2 separate regions of the Homo sapiens genome follow, and region 1 is linked to region 2. A link is an interaction called in ENCODE POLR2A ChIA-PET data of the cell type or tissue named here. Cell type or tissue: GM12878. All regions are shown on one strand.

Region 1 (8,000 bases), 500 kb before region 2:
TAAGTAGATTAATGTATTACATTTCTTACCAGAGTGACTAAGACCCACTAAAATTTATTGCTAGAACTTCGGCTTAATTACTATGCCTTCCGCTTTTGGGGTGGCATTGTCACATTTAGTAGTCTCAGTTGAAGGTAAAAATTTAATCAGGTTTAGTTGTTTTAGTAGTGTGGCATAATTTTTATATGGTGAAATTAAAACGGTGGAATCTTTAATAACTATCACCCAGTCAATTCTGTCCTCAAATCATCCTACACACTTTTTCTTCCCCAACTCTTATTTTACAAAATTCCAAATCTATAGAAAAGTTGAAAAACTAGTACAATTAACATCCTTATACTCTTCACTTTTACTCACCAGTTGTTGGCATTTTGCCACATTTACTGAACCATTTGAAAGTTGTAGGTATTATGATATTCCTTTTTGTGCTGAAGTATTTGGTGTGGGTGATGATGTGTATTTATTGTATCACATCAGGTGGCAATAAAGTCAGGTTTTATTACTGGTTTTGCTAAATTTGAACATGCTTAAGGTGTAGTCTTCTAGCTCTCCTCATTGTAAAGGAACATTTTCCCTTTTTAATTAATCTGTGTAGTGATATTTACAGACCATGTGATTATTATCTTTTGTTGTTGTTGTTGTTGTTGTTGTTGTTGTTGTTGGAGTCTTGCTCTGTCACCAGGCTCGAGTGCAGTGGCGCGATCTCAGCTTACTGCAACCTCTGCCTCCTGGGTTCAAGCGATTGCCCTGCCTCAGCCTCCTGAGTAGCTGGGATTACAGGCACGTGCCACCATGCCCAGCAATTTTTTGTATGTTACTAGAGATGGGGTTTCACCATGTTGGCCAATATGTCTTGATCTCCTGACCTCGTGATCCACCCACCTCGGCCTCCCAAAGTGCTGGGATTACAGGTGTGAGCCACCGCTCCTGGCCAATATTATCTTCTTAACTTTTCGTCTAGTGATTTCCCTTTCCCACTTTTTAATATTTCTGTGGATTTCATGTTTTTTAAATTAATCTAACACATGGCATTAATGGAAAATAACCCATTATGTTTTAATTAATGAGTTCTAATCAGTTTCTGCCACTGTCTTTTTTTCATGCTCAAATTGTCCCAAGCTTATCAGTGGTTCCCTTTCAAGCTACTTCCTATGTCCTTTTGATATAATGTCATTGGTGTTTGAAGACTCCCTTGCTTTATGCACACCAAAATTTCCAGGGTCATCTTGTTATCTTGCCTGCCCCAGACCTGTAATCAGCCATCTCTCTGAGAAGTTCTGGTTCTTTTAAGTGGGGAATAGCATTTAGAAACCAAATATGGGTGTTGGACATGCTCACTTTTAACGGAGCATCGTTATTTTTAGGACTTTTCTAAGGATAGTGTTAGGAAATCATATTTTTTCAAAATCACGAATTTAGTCTCATAGCTCCAATTCAAGTCCACCACTACAAGGTTCTTCATCACTTCTCACATTCTATATATGCATCTCCCCTCTCTCACAGTGAAAACCCAGGTTCTCAGCAATACTTGCTTATTCACTTTATCCAACAATACGTACAAAATAGTTTCAGCATAACAATACTAATACTGCTACCAACAGCAAACTACTTAGTACAACTGTTTTTTTTTTTTGGACATTGTTTTTGCACTTAGACTATAGTCCATTAAGGGTATCTAGTTAGAGTTATATATATAGTTAGATACATTTGTTTCTGTTGATATTCAGTGTTAGGATGTGATTTTTTATATTCTTATTCTGAAATTCTAAAAAAGGTTTGCATGATTCAAAACTTAAAAAAATGTGGCCAGGCATAGTAGCTCATGCCTGTAATCCTAGCAATTTGGGAGGCCGAGGCCGGAGGATCCCTTGAATCCAGGAGTTCGAGACCAGCCTGGGCAACAAACTGAGACCCTCATCTCCATATATTAAAAAAATAAAAAATAAATAATTGTTTTTTTAAACCACACAAAAAATGTATAAACATGTATCCCCTGTACTGCAAAATCTTGCTCTCATTCCTATTCCTTCTGCTCTCTTCCAACCATACCTATGTAGCTAACCACATTTATTCATTCTGGCTCATTCTTTATATGTTTCTTCTTGCATATATAAGCAAACTTGTATATATTTAATATTCTTACTTACAGAAAATGTAGTATATATACTCCTTTGCACCTTGTATTTTTGTTTGTTTACTTAAGAATATATTCCAGAAATCATTCTACATTAGTTCATAGGCATCTTTTTGACTATTATTATGGCCAGTTTCTTAAATGGCTGCATAGTACTCTGTTGTATGGTTGGATCTTGCTTTAGTCGACCTTCTGTAAATGGGAATTATTATGGAGATGTAGCTTTAGAGTAAATTCCTAGAAGAATGATTGCTGGTCAAAGAGTAAATGCATATGTAGTTTTATTAGATGTTGTCAAATTTCCTTCCATATGAGCAGCACACAATCACTTTTAAAAGGCACTTTTTTGGCCGGGGGTGGTGGCTCACGCCTGTAATCCCAGCACTTTGGGAGGCCAGGGCAGGAGGATCATGAGGTCAGGAGATGGAGACTATTCTGGCTAACAGGGTGAAACCCTGTCTCTACTAAAAAATACAAAAAATTAGCCGGGCGTGTTGGCGCATGCCTGTAGTCCCAGCTACTCAGGAGGCTGAGGCAGGAGAATTGCTTGAACCTGGGAGGCAGAGGTTGCAGTGAGCTGAGATCGCACCACTACGCGCCAGGCTGGGCAATAGAGCGAGACTTCGTCTCAAAAAAAAAAAAAAAAAGGCACTTTTTTGATTTGTACATTTGCTAATTATATGAATCAATCTAGAACTTTCTTCTGGAACAACTATAGCCTCTTTTTGCTTTTGTGTTTTGTTTTGCCTCTACCTAACCTATTTTTTGAATCAGTTTACTTTTGTGAATTAATCTCAAATTCTTGCAACCTGCTTGTCACTTTTAACAATTATTAAAATCTTTCCCTTCTTATTTTAATACATAGTTCATAGGAAAGTATTTCATTGCCAGTTATGAAGTCTACATGATTGTTTTAGCCTTTTATTTCTTCAGAAAGTAATATAAATCTTACTTTTCTGGAAGGTAGTATTAGATCTATTTATACATATGGAGGAAAATTTGAGGATAATTGAGTCATTCCATCACCACTATCCATGAGACAAAGACTTTTCCATACCAAGTGTCTTTAAAGCATATTTGTAGAATTAAATAAAATATAGCTATACATATTAAAAATCTTTTTAAAAAACTTCTGGAAGGAAGGTATTATCTAATTGGACATACTAAGTTTTCAGTGCTGCATTTTGAGCAAATTAAAGTTGGTCATAAAAAATACTTACCTTTGGCTGGACACGGTGGCTCACACCTGTAATCCCAGCACTTTGGGAGGCCAAGGTGGGCGGATCTCGAGGTCAGGAGATCGAGACCATCCTGGCTAACACAGTGAAACCCCATCTCTACTAAAAATACAGAAAATTAGCCAGGTGCCTGTAGTCCCAGCTACTCGGGAGGCTGAGGCAGGAGAGTGGTGTGAACCCAGGAGGCGGAGCTTGCAGTGAGCCGAGATCACACCACTGCACCCCAGTCTGGGCGACAGAGCGAGAGTCGTCTCAAAAAAAAAAAACTTACCTTTTGGAGAACACAGAACAAAAACTTTGTCCTAGAAATAGTGAAAATCAAAAGGGGAACTTACATTCATCAGAGACAACTCTGAGATTATGTGAGAATGCTATTTTCTTTTTGTCAAGAAATTTTGTCTACTAAACATCTCTAAGTAAATATTAAGTACCCAACAGAAAAGGATGGAGACTGTAACAAAACATGCAAAACAGAAAGCCTTACCTTCTGGAATGATCTCAATCACCAGAGAAATAACATTTTAATATGATCTTAACAATTTCAACCATAACGTATGTTGAACATTTACACTCTGGCAGGCACTGTGATAGGCACGTTATCTGTATTCTCATTTGATTTTTAAAACAATCCTCCAAAAAGGGAGATTGGTATTCACATCATATGTCTAGTTAATATTCTAATGTCTTTCCATTCTAAAATCCCATGGACTTTGTTTCTCCCATTAGCATAGGAATATAATTTTAAAGAGACTCTTAATATTCAAATTTTAAAACAAGTTCGTTTTGATCACTGGAAATAAATGCTTATTTTAAAAATCTTTACCATGGCTTTTCAAAGCTATATGACTAGATTTGCATTTTATGGGTAATTGAGATATTACTTTGTTTTACTGAAAATCTTGGCTCTCTATAACTCACAGAAATCTATCATTTTTGATAGGAAAATATTCTGATTTTAATCTTTCATGTATTAACTTTATGTTATAGGAATATTTCTAAAAGATCTTCTCTACTTGCTGTTCCCTATAAAAGACAGATGTAGAGCTAGATAATATATAGCACATAGGTTTTCATGACTGTGTAACCTGTGCTAAAGTACTCTTATCACGTATTCTCACACATAGCACATGTATATATGCATTAGCAAGTGAACATAGATGCTGAATTTCTAAATTTCTTTTGTTGATATCCCTGCAAGGGACAAACTCTTTTTAGAGAGAAAGAGCAGAAGTCACCTGATTTATCTCCCAGGTCAATGATAATGATATAGGCGGCTTTTCTGACTGTAGATATTTTTCTTTTTCTTTTTTGTCTTTTTTTTTTTTTTTTTTTTTTTTAGTCACTGCTCTGGGTGACTGCTCAGGGTGGTTTCCTTAACAGAAGTCTTGTTTGCTACTCACTGCTTCTGTTTCTTTTTCCAATTTCTGCCAACTTCTGCAATTTGCTGCTTGTGTTATCAGTTCTTTCCCTCCTCTTAAGTCTTCCTAATTTTCGTATTTTCTGTAGCTCCACCTATGTTCCTCTGTTGTGTGAGAAATGGCAGTCCTACGAAATACATTGGTCAGCTTGTCAAACTAAAAGGAAGAGACAGTGTGATTGGCTGACAATCATAGTATTTTATTTGATCTTATTATTAAAACAAGCAAAAAACTCTGAGGATACTTTCCCTGATTATAAAAGTAACACCCATTCATTGTGTTAAATTTAGGAGATACAGAAAAGGGAAATCACATGTAAATGATGGTTACTTTATGATATGTTCCTGTATTTAAAAATTATTCTTATTTTTTGGTCTGTGCGTATGTACTTTTAGAGACAACATTTTGATCTACTGGGCATATTCTATTGTAACTCTCCTTTTTCACTTAAGAATATAGTGTGTGCATCTTTATATGTACCATATAGTGTTTCTAAAAATAGATTTTAATTTAGCAAAGACTTTAAAAATTTCCTTCAAAATCAGAGTTCAACAAAAAGTCCCAAAATTTGGAAAGGCGAGATGTTGGCTAGATTTGCAATTAATGTTTGTTGGCTCATTATAATAGCTGATATTGGCTGGGCCCAGTGGCTCATGCCTGTAATCACAGCACTTTGGGAGGCCGAGGCGGGCGGATCACGAGGTCAGGAGATGGAGACCATCCTGGCTAACACGGTGAAACCCAGTCTCCACTAAAAAATACAAAAAATTAGCCGGGTGTGGTGCCACGCGCCTGTAGTCCTAGCAACTCGGGAGACTGAGGCAGGAGAATTGCTTGAACCCAGGACGGGGAGGTTGCGGTGAGTAGAGATTGCACTACTGCACTCCAGCCTGGGCGACAGAGCAAGACTCAGTCTCAGGAAAAAAAAAAAAAAATAGCTGTTATCTATTGAATATTTACCGTGTGTCAGACACTGTGATAAGTATTTATTGAAACGATCTGCTTTGATTCTTCTAGGATGTTTGTGCTCAATACTTTATGTGGATTATCCAATTTAATTCTTAGACCATGAAGTAGGAGCTATTCTATTATTCACATTACAGTAGAAGAAACAGAGGCACATTTTGTCCCAGTTCACCTAGCCTAGTTAGTGACAGAGCTAGAGTGAAACCCAGGCAGTCTTGATTTCAGTAAGCACTCCTATATGCACCATGCTATCCTGTCTCTTCCTAGGCACTGGGAATTGCTTTCCATACTTTCACTTTACTTTCTTGTATTTTGTTTTTAATTTTAGAATTGGTGGAGTGTTCTGGTTATTGAAGTAACTTTAACGAATTTGTAATATAAAATGTTGGTAAATAATCATAAAGTATTCAAGAATAAATGTCTTACCTAAACAATTTATGTTGCTGTACAAATGAAGAATACACATCTATTTTTTATATATTTAGGGGGTGTAAATATGTAAATTCATATTTTATACTGTTTTCTAATAATTTCAAGTTATTTGGTCTGATTTTTATAAGATAGGACTAGATTATCAGTATTTATATCTTGTAAAGTACCTAACAAAAAATATATTCTAAGAGAATCTAAAGTGTTCTTTCTTCATTTTCTTATTTGCTTATGATTGCATTAGTACTATTACCTAATATAATATTATTTGTAATATTATTTTGACTGTCTTTGCAGGAATATATTTAGACCACTTTCTGTTTTGAGACGATTTGTATCATTGAAACTAAACAGTGTAGCCGGAAAGGGAAGGAGTGATGGTGTCACTGCCAGTCTGTGCCTGGATTCCCACTCTGCCCTCAGGAGACCTTGAGAAGGGGTGTGAGAAATGAATACTGACATGCAGACCAAGGGCCGCTAGGCAGTGTGTATATTAATTATTCTTGAAGATTAGTGTATTTCTTTTTTTAGATTAAGAAAATGTGAATTCCCAAAATTGTCTTTCTATACCTTATTTTGGAGTTCACTACTATAAATTTAATAGCAAACTACACTTTTCAATACTCAGATTATCTTTATCATGATATGTTGAGGTAGATATTAAAATTAATGTCTCGGCCAGGCACGATGGCTCACACCTGTAATCCCAACACTTTGGGAGGCCAAGATGGGCAGATCACGAGGTCAAGAGATCGAGACCATCCTGGCCAACATGGCGAAACCTTATCTCTAATAAATACAAAAATTAGCCGGGCGTGGTGGCATGCACCTGTAGTCCCAGCTACTCGGGAGGCTGAGGCAGGAGAATCTCTTGAACCCAGGAGGTGGAGGTTGCAGTGAGCCGAGATGGCGCCACTGCACTCCAGCCTGGCAACAGAGTGAAACTCCATCTCAAAAAAAAAAAAAATATATTATGTCTCATGAATTTACAGCAAGTTTTGGTGAGTGTAATGGGGTTAAAGTGACATATATGTGATTGGAGCTTTCACGTGTATTCCTTATAAGCTGTCCTACAGAGTTTTTTTCTGCAAAGTCAGAAAGTGTAAAGCACCATATGTTTGCGGCTTCTAACTGGCTTACTGTGTTTAGATTGCTCAATTGCAAATTATATCTAGAGTGTGAAGTGTCAGTCCTTGTGACTTTCAACTTGGGACTGAAATTTGAGCCCACCATTATTTTTTCTTCTTATGGCTCCTAACACTTATGACATATTTTTTCCTCTTGGCAGTCACTGAGACTTCTGAATCCCCAGCTTCAACCCCTCTAAAGAATCGCTGCCCATTCCATCATTCATTCATTCAACAAACATTACTGACCACCTACTGCAGTGCATGCTAGATACTGTTCTTGATGTGGTTGTAGCAGTGAGCCAAAGAAGTAAAAATAGAGTAATAGTATTTTCCAGAGTGAGTTACTATTTTATCAAATAGAATATACTTGTGTATTCCCAAATATACCTTACAAATTTGATGAATAACTGTATAAATGTTTTTGCATGATGTTCTAATTTTATCTTATTTAGATTTAATCCCTCCTAAAAAAATCTGTGGATTTTATTGATATTTCTGCTTTATGGATGACTATAAGTAACTGACCCTAAGTTATATTGCAGGTAAATAGAAGAGTTAGGATTTATGTTTCGATAATTCATTCCAAACCTAGGAATTTTTCACTGTGCCTTTTTCAGCATTCTTTAAATTTCAGTTCTTTAGAATTTATTTATTTATTTATTTGTGTTCTGGCCCCAAGTATTCT
Region 2 (8,000 bases):
AAAATAGTCATCATACACAACAAAATTAAGAGTCTTTAATGAAATCTATAAAGAACATGACTAATTCTGCCAGGCGTGGTGGCTCACGCCTGTAATCCCAGCACTTCGGGAGGCTGAGGTGGGCGGATCACCTGAGGTCCGGAGTTTGAGACCAGCCTGTCCCACACGGAGAAACCCCATCTCTACTAAAAATACAAAATTAGCCAGGCTTGGTGGCACATGCCTATTATCCCAGCTACTTGGGAAGGCTGAGGCAGGAGAATCGCTTGAACCTGGGAGGTGGAGGTTGCGGTGAGCCGAGATCATGCCATTGCACTCCAGCCTGGGCAACAAGAGCAAAACTCCGTCTCAAAAAAACAAAACAAACAAAAAAAAGAACACGACTAATTCTAAGAAATCAGGCCTTTCAAACTCACTTGTTCTTTCCGTGATTCAAGATTAGTAATAACCAATGATAAAGACCCCTTCCTAAATTCATCTCCAGTTTAAACTGTTACTTTTACATGGCCTAAAAGTTTACTTTAGACAAAGCTATGCCTAGAGAGGCTGTGAACCAAAAATAAAATTTTAAGCCTCCCAACTAACTGAATGGTCACTTCTTCTTTGCCAAGGGCATTCCAAAGTTAACCTGAAACACTAGTACCAGGCATGATGGGAATGGATGGTTAAACATGCCTCATTATATTCTCCTCACTTTAAAATTCAGGCACAGGCCGAGTGTGGTGGCTCACGCTTGTAATCCCAGCACTTATGGAGGCCAAGGCGGGTGGATCACCTGAGGTCAGGAGTTCGAGACCAGCTGGCCAACATGGCAAAATCCCATCTCTACTAAAAATAACAAAAATTAGCCAGGCATGGTGGCGGGCACCTGTAATCCCAGCTACTCGGGAGGCTAAGGCAGGGAGACTCGCTTGAACCCAGGAGGCAGAGGTTGCAGTGAGTTGAGATTGTGCCATTGCACTCCAGCCTGGGTGACAGAAGAAGACTCTGTCTCAAAAAAAAAAAAAAAAATTCAGGCACAGATGACCAGTATTAACATTAAAACAGACCTTAAGACTGATGAAAGAGACTTTTTGTAGCAATGATACCAACATGACAGATAGCAGGCTCTGAAAGAATTCTAAGTATTTTTCTCCAAAATATATTTCTTTGACATGTTTTGAAATGGCCTTGCAAAACTGTCTCTTGTGGGAAACATCTACATTCTATAGAGCAGCAGTCCCCAACTTTTTTTGGCACCAGAGACTGGTTTCCTGGAAGACAATTTTTCCACAGATGGGGGTGGGTGGGGATGGTTTTGGGATGAAACTGTTCCACCTCAGATTATCAGGCATTAGTTAGATTCTCATAAGGACTGCACAACCTAGATCCCTCACATACACAGTTCACAATAGGGTTTGTGCTCCTATGAGAATCTAATGCCACCATTGATCTGACAGGAGGTGGAACTCAGGCAGTAATGCTCACTGCCTGACACTCACCTCCTGCTGTGTGGCCCCGTTCCTAACAGGCCATGCACCCGAACCAGTCTAGTGGCTGGGGGACCCCTGCTGTAGAGAATCCCCTTCCCTTTCCAAGTCTCTTCCCTGATCCAGGAGAGAATTAACTGAGTCTGGCGTCTTTTAAAGTCTGGTAAGAAACACAATTTATTCTCTCTGAAGCCTGCTAGGTGGAGGCTTCATCGGCATAATAAGAACCTTGGTCTCCATAACCCCTTATCTTTTTTTTAAAATTTTCTTTCTTTTTTTTTTTTTTTTTAAGATGAGTCTCACTCTGTTGCCCAGGCTGGAGTGCAGTGGCGAGATCTCGGCTCACTGCAACCTCTGCCTCCCAGGCTCAGGCGATTCTCCTGCCTCAGCCTCCCGAGTAGCTGGGATTACAGGCACCTACCACCACGCCCAGCTAGTTTTTGTATTTTGGGGGAGAGACGGGTTTTCTCCATGTTGGCCAGGCTGTTTTCAAACTCCTGACCTCAAGTGATTCACCCGCCTCGGCGTCCCAAAGTGCTGGTATTACAAGTGTTAGCCACCACGCCTAGGCTAAATTTTATTTCTTTTCTGACTACTTATCCCCAAGTTCTACATAGCCCCTTATCTTAACCCAGACACTCCCTCATATTGATTCCAGGTCTGTAGATAAACTATTTCAACCAACTGCCAATCAGAAAATCTTCGAATCCACCTAAGACCTGGAACCAGCCCCTGCTTCCAGTTGTCCCACTTTTCTGGACCAAACCAATGTACATCGTACATGTATTGTGTCTTATATCTCCCTAAAATGTATAAAACCAAGCTGTTGCTTAACTACCACCTTGGGCACACATTCTAAGGATTTCCTGGGGTTGTGTGACAGGCCATTGGTCACTCATGTTTGGCTCAGAAAAAAATATCTTCAAATAAGTTACAGAATTTGACTCTTTTCATTGATGAAGTCATTAGGAGTACAAGGAAGACTAAATTATATTGCTGTACCAATGTGGTGGGGTGTGGGGATATTAAGTACCAGAACAGGTGTTAAGATTTGGAAAAGGGGGCCATGGGCAGTGGCTCACACCTGTAATCCCAGCACTTTGGGAGGCCAAAGCGGGTGGATCACTTGAGGTCAGGAGTTCAAGACCAGCCTGGCCAACATGATGAAAACCCATCTCTACTAAAAATACAAAAATTAGCTGGATGTGATGGCAAGCGCCTGCAATCCTAGCTACTTGGGAGGCTGAAGCAGGAGAATCGCTTGATCCTGGGAGATGGAGGTTGCAGTGAGCCGAGATCATGCCCCTGCTTTCCAGCCTGGGTGACATGGCAAGACTCTGTCTCAAAAAAAAAGAGATTTGGGAAAGGAAGATGTCAGCAATATGTAGGTAAAATTCCAAACTGAGGCCTCAAACTTAATAGCTACTATTCATTTTTAGAGACTATTTCAGCCTGGGGATTGAAGCTCCAGCTCTAAAACTGATGCCAGAGATATTTAAAGGATACAAATTATTTCCATTATTCGAGACCTGTGGCACTGTGTAACATCTAACACGGCAAACACACTGTCAGAATGGGGAAGTTGGACCCATGCGGTAGTCTTTTTCTGATCCCTGAGAAATTATGGCTCTACCATCTCATTTTTGGCAAGCTCTAAAGACTAAGGTAGGATAAATGGGCCTTTAGAAGTCCATGGGAGTTCTCACTAGAGGAGCACAGCTCCCCTTATACTCCTTTCTAAATAAAAAAAAAAAAACATTTTTTTTGAGACGGGGTCTCATTCTGTCTCCCAGGCTGGAGTGCAGTGGTGCAATCACAGCTCACTGCAGACTCAACCTCCCAGGCTCAAGCAAAATCCTTCCACCTCCCACCTCCTTCGCCTTCCCCACCCACAGTAGCTGGGATTTTTTTTTTTTTTAAACTCCTTTCTAAAGAGCAAAAATTGCATATCTGGGAAGGCCATCCTCTTCCACAGACCCCACCATTTTGAGATGGGCACACGAAGGCAGGGAGAAATAAACCAATACAACTCTGGTGAGGGACAAACTTGTCTGATGCGCCTGAGATCATTCTGAATTGGTAGGCTTGTGCAATAAAACCGAGTTTCAGGCTATTTGCAGAGACAAAAATAGATTGGAGAAATGAAACAATTGACACAAAAATTTAAGCAACTTCTCACCCAGGGGAGAAAAATTAACTTTTTTATGATCTGCCTACATGATCCTAACCTAAGAATAACCAGAACCCTTAGTTTAAGGGTTTGTATTGCCATGGCAATACAAATAAAAGGTGTTAGCATTAGGCATCTCTCCTGGAAGACAGACAATAACAGAGAAGCTTAAAGCCTCTGATTGACCATGGCAAGTCCTTTCGAAAATACAGATGAGACCAGGCTCAAGAGAAAGAGAAAGACCTACTCAGAAGAATGAACAAAAGCAAAAAACTCAGAGCCAGAGCCAGACTAACACGTTGACCACACATTTGCCCACGTCATAGTGCCATGAAGACTTCTCACCCTAAACCAATTTTTTTCTTTTCTTTTTTTTTTTTTTTTGGAGGAGGAGTCCATCTCTGTCGCCCAGGCTGGAGTGCAGTGGTGGGATCTCGGCTCACTGCAAGCTCCGCCTCCCGGGTTCATGCCATTTTCCCACCTCAGCCGCCTGAGTAGCTGGGACTACAGCTGCCCACCACCATGCCCGGCTAATTTTTTGTATTTTTAGTGTACTTGCCAATTCCTACAATTACACAGTTAGCATTTCATCCCTGGGCCTTGAAACCGGAAGAACTTGGAGGGAAATTGCTACAGTTGTATTACCTATTTATACCTCCGTGAGAATATATTTTCCTTAGGTTTTTTCTAAAGAGGAAGTTCTAAGAAAAGAGAAAACACGGTTGTCTAGATTCTTGAGGGTAGTGTGGTACAAAGGGAAAGAAGAAAAACTGTAGACAAATTGCTAACTTCTCAATCTTGCTTCCAGGCAAGCTCATTCACTCACAGAGTAGTAAGATGAAGAAAAACAGGTGTGGTAGGTAGCCATTTTAGGTCGTTTGCAACTCTACTGGCACAGCAGAAATTGACTTTTCAGAACATAACTCCTAGTCCAAAGGAATTAGAAAAAAGTGGCATAAATATCCACATGAATATGGCAAACTTCAAAAGTATTTGTGGGTGATTACACTTCAATTTAAGGAAAACTGTCAACATGGAAATGAATTAACAATAAGTTACCACGTAAATTTTTTTAAAAAGGCTCATTTGTTAAACTGGTTGAAATTAATACATCCATTTTAAAATGTCATCACATAAGATCAAATTTCAAATTTTGCCTAAGGCTTTAATTAATAAGGTGACCCATTTCACACCTGACATTTATGAAAATAATCAAGTACATCTTCTAAAATCAAGACACACGTGTTCTGTCTTAGCAAATACTGCTTACCTTTATTTCTTAAAAAATATTTGATGGCAACAATGCAGCAAAATTCTAAATATTAGGGAAGGCAAGAAATGAATTGTCAAAACAAGAATAGCTTGCAGGGATTTCTGAATTTTTCTTGTACTATTTCTAGGTAAAGCTTGGATTATATTTTGTATTTCATACAATAAGCCACTTTCACATTCTTCATAGAATCCCATCTCTTCTTTCCAGCACATATCTTTTTGTTGTTGTTGTCATTCTTTTTTTGTTTTGTTTTTTCAAGCACACGTCTTTAGAGAAGATTTGGAAACTTCCTAATGTTTCATGAGAAATGCTTCTGGCAGTGCCCGGTGGTTAGCGACCCATCATGCTTGGCTTTTTCTTTCTCATAGATGATCTCACCTACAGCCTCCAATGATTTCATCACACCCAAGTTTCATTTTAATTACAACGACAGTTGCTTTCTCTAAGCATTTATGTTTTACAATCTTCCTTCCCACCCTAACCACATGAAGCGGTATTATTTAAAATGTGCCAGGCACCATTTAAATGCTCTAAATGGAACTCATTTAATTCTACAGTAACCCTCTGAGGTGGATATTACTGTGTCTATTTCACAAATGAAGAAAACTGAGATGGTTACATAAAATATGGCAGAGCCAGGATCCCAGGCTGGCTCTAGAGTCTCTGTTCTTAACTCTTACATTATCCAACCTATTTTTATTTTTGTTTTTTTGAGATAGGGTCTAGCTCTGTTGCCCAGGCTGGAGTATACAGTGTCACTATCTCTTGGCTCACTGCAGCCTCGACCTCCCAAACTCAAGTGATCCTCCCACCTCAGCCTCCTGAGTAGCTGGGACCACAGGCATGCACCACCATGCCTGGCTAATTTTTGAATTTTTTGTAGAGACACAGTTTCATCATGTTGCCCAGACTGGTCTTGAACTCCTGGGCTCAAGCAATTGGCCGACCTCCATCTCCCAAAGTGTTGGAATTACAGGTGTGAGCCACCATGTCTGGCTGTTTCTTTTTTAAATTACCAACATTTTCAGAGGAAGTGGTATAGAAATTCTTGCAAAAATAGTGACCTGTGCACAGTCTTGATATAAGAAGCCAGATAAGGGCCGAGTTCAGTAGCTCACCTATAATTCCAGCATAGGCGGAGGCCAAGATGGGAGGATCGCTTGAGCCCAGGAGTTCAAGACCAGTCTGGACAACATAGCGAGACCTCTTCTGTACAAAAAAATTGTTTTAAAAATTAGATGGGCATGGTGTCACACACCTGTGGTCCCAGCTACTCGGGAGGGTGAAGCAAGAGGATCACTGGAGCCCAGGAGGTGGAGGCTGCAGTGAGCCATGATTTTGTCACTGCATTCTAGCCTGGGTGACAGAGTGGGACCTTGCCTCAGTAAATTAATTCATTAATTAAATGAAATCCATTTGGAGGATTAAAGGTACATTTACTTTTCAGTCCTTAGATTTATATGACTCTACATCCTCTATAAGTCTGTCTTGGAAAAAGAGACACATAAATATTAAGGGATATATCTTTAAGCAAAAGTTTGTGCTTCTCAGTTAATAGGGTTGCTTTAAAAAATAGAAAGTTTGTGTTTTTATTGTGTGCAAGCCACTCTGATAAGTAACTGATACAAGGGTGAACAAATGAGAGGCTGACCCTTAAGTTGCCTGTAGTCTCGTGGTGGTGGTGGTGGTGGTGGTGGTGGATGGTAATTAAAGAGATAATTACAGTATCGCATGGCAAGTGCTATGTTAGATATAGGTATAGCTTGCAACGGTAGCAAAGGCCAAAATTTGGGGATACACTCAGGCTTCCCAAAGGAAGTCACATCTGAAGTCTGACTTATGGATGAGTAGTAGAGTCAGATAAAAGGCTGGGAAAAGAGCAAACAAGCAGATGAATGAGATGAGTGAATGCCTGGTTTTCAGTTTGGGGAAGTGAAACACACAATCTTGTTGTGTGTTTTGGGCATGGGGAGTTGGGAGAGATGAGACAGGACTGGTAAGGAAGGCCTTTGTGTATCACATTAAGGAGCCTGAATGAGTCTGAATGCTACCCTGAGGGCAACAAGGGCCATTGAAGAATTTTCGGTGGGCAAGTGACGTGATCATGGGCAAGAAGGGAAATCATATTATCATACGACTAGGGTGGTAGACAGAATAATGCCTCCCCCATAAAGACATCCACATGCTAATCCCTGGATCCTATGAACATGTAGATTACATGGCAAAGGGTACAAAGGCTGGAGATGGAATTAAAGTTGCTAACCAACTGACCTCGAAATGAACAAATTAGTTTCAATTATCCAAATGGGCCCGATTTAATCATAAGAGACTCTAAAAATGGAAGAGGGAAGAAGAGGAGAGTCAGAGGAAGATAAAGAGAAATGACACTCAGAGAGATAAAATGATGCTGAATAAAGGGAGCCACAAGCTAAGGCAGCAGTCCCCCAACCTTTTTGGCGCCAGGGACCAGTCTCCTAGAAGACACTTTTTCCACAGATGGCAGGGGGATGGCTTCGGGATGAAACTGCTCCACCTGAGATGATCAGGCATTAGATTCTCATAAGCAGTGTGCAACCTAGATCCCTCACAGGCACGGTTCACCATAGGGTTCGTGCTCCCATGAGAATTTAATGCTGCTGCTTATCTGATAGGAGGCAAAGCTCAGGCGGTAATGCTCGCTCACCCTCCGCTCACCTCCTGCTGTGCAGCAGTGTTCCTAAAAGGCCCTACCGGCCTTACCGGGTCTGTAGGGGGTTGGTGGTGGGGGGAGGTGGGTGGGGGGTGAGGACCCCTGAACTAAGGAATGTGGGTAGCCTCTAAAGCTAGAAAAACAGGAAATGGATTCCTCCTTAGAGCCTCCAGAAGAAACGTGGCCCTGCTGACACCCTGGTTTTGGCTCAGTGAAATTCGTGTCAGACCTACAGAGCTGCATAACAAATTTGTATTGTTTGAAGCCACCACATATGTGGTAATGTGTTATAGCAGCAATAGGAAATTAAAACAATTAGGAAACTGTGATAGGGACAACCCATGTGAGAAGTGACAGTGGATAAAGAGAAATTGTTGAACTGCAGAAGTTTCAAGAAGA

What was found. ChIA-PET counts read pairs that join two places held together with the same protein. Peaks named below come from ENCODE experiments on the same cell type or tissue, not always from the same donor. Only the 100,000 strongest peaks of a DNase experiment are listed, where the experiment ranks them.
Region 1: POLR2A ChIA-PET joins it to region 2 with 5 read pairs; 4 of 35 experiments call an interaction of 5 or more read pairs at or near these places.

The regions. Positions count from the first base shown.
Region 1 is chr2:196,146,889-196,154,888 of GRCh38, reverse strand. The region is part of intron 3 of STK17B (serine/threonine kinase 17b); the gene reads left to right. Among named protein-coding and RNA genes, the nearest start is that of STK17B, 21 kb to the left of the region's middle. In GM12878, no CTCF peak of the experiment used is centred here; DNase peaks (open chromatin) are centred at 3,683 and 4,792; H3K4me3 peaks cover 231 bases; H3K27ac peaks cover 2,377 bases.
Region 2 is chr2:195,646,306-195,654,305 of GRCh38, reverse strand. It overlaps a transcript of SLC39A10 not described here. Among named protein-coding and RNA genes, the nearest start is that of SLC39A10, 6.9 kb to the left of the region's middle. RefSeq lists an enhancer at 3,944-4,023. In GM12878, no CTCF peak of the experiment used is centred here; DNase peaks (open chromatin) are centred at 3,895 and 4,367; H3K4me3 peaks cover 1,379 bases; H3K27ac peaks cover 2,512 bases.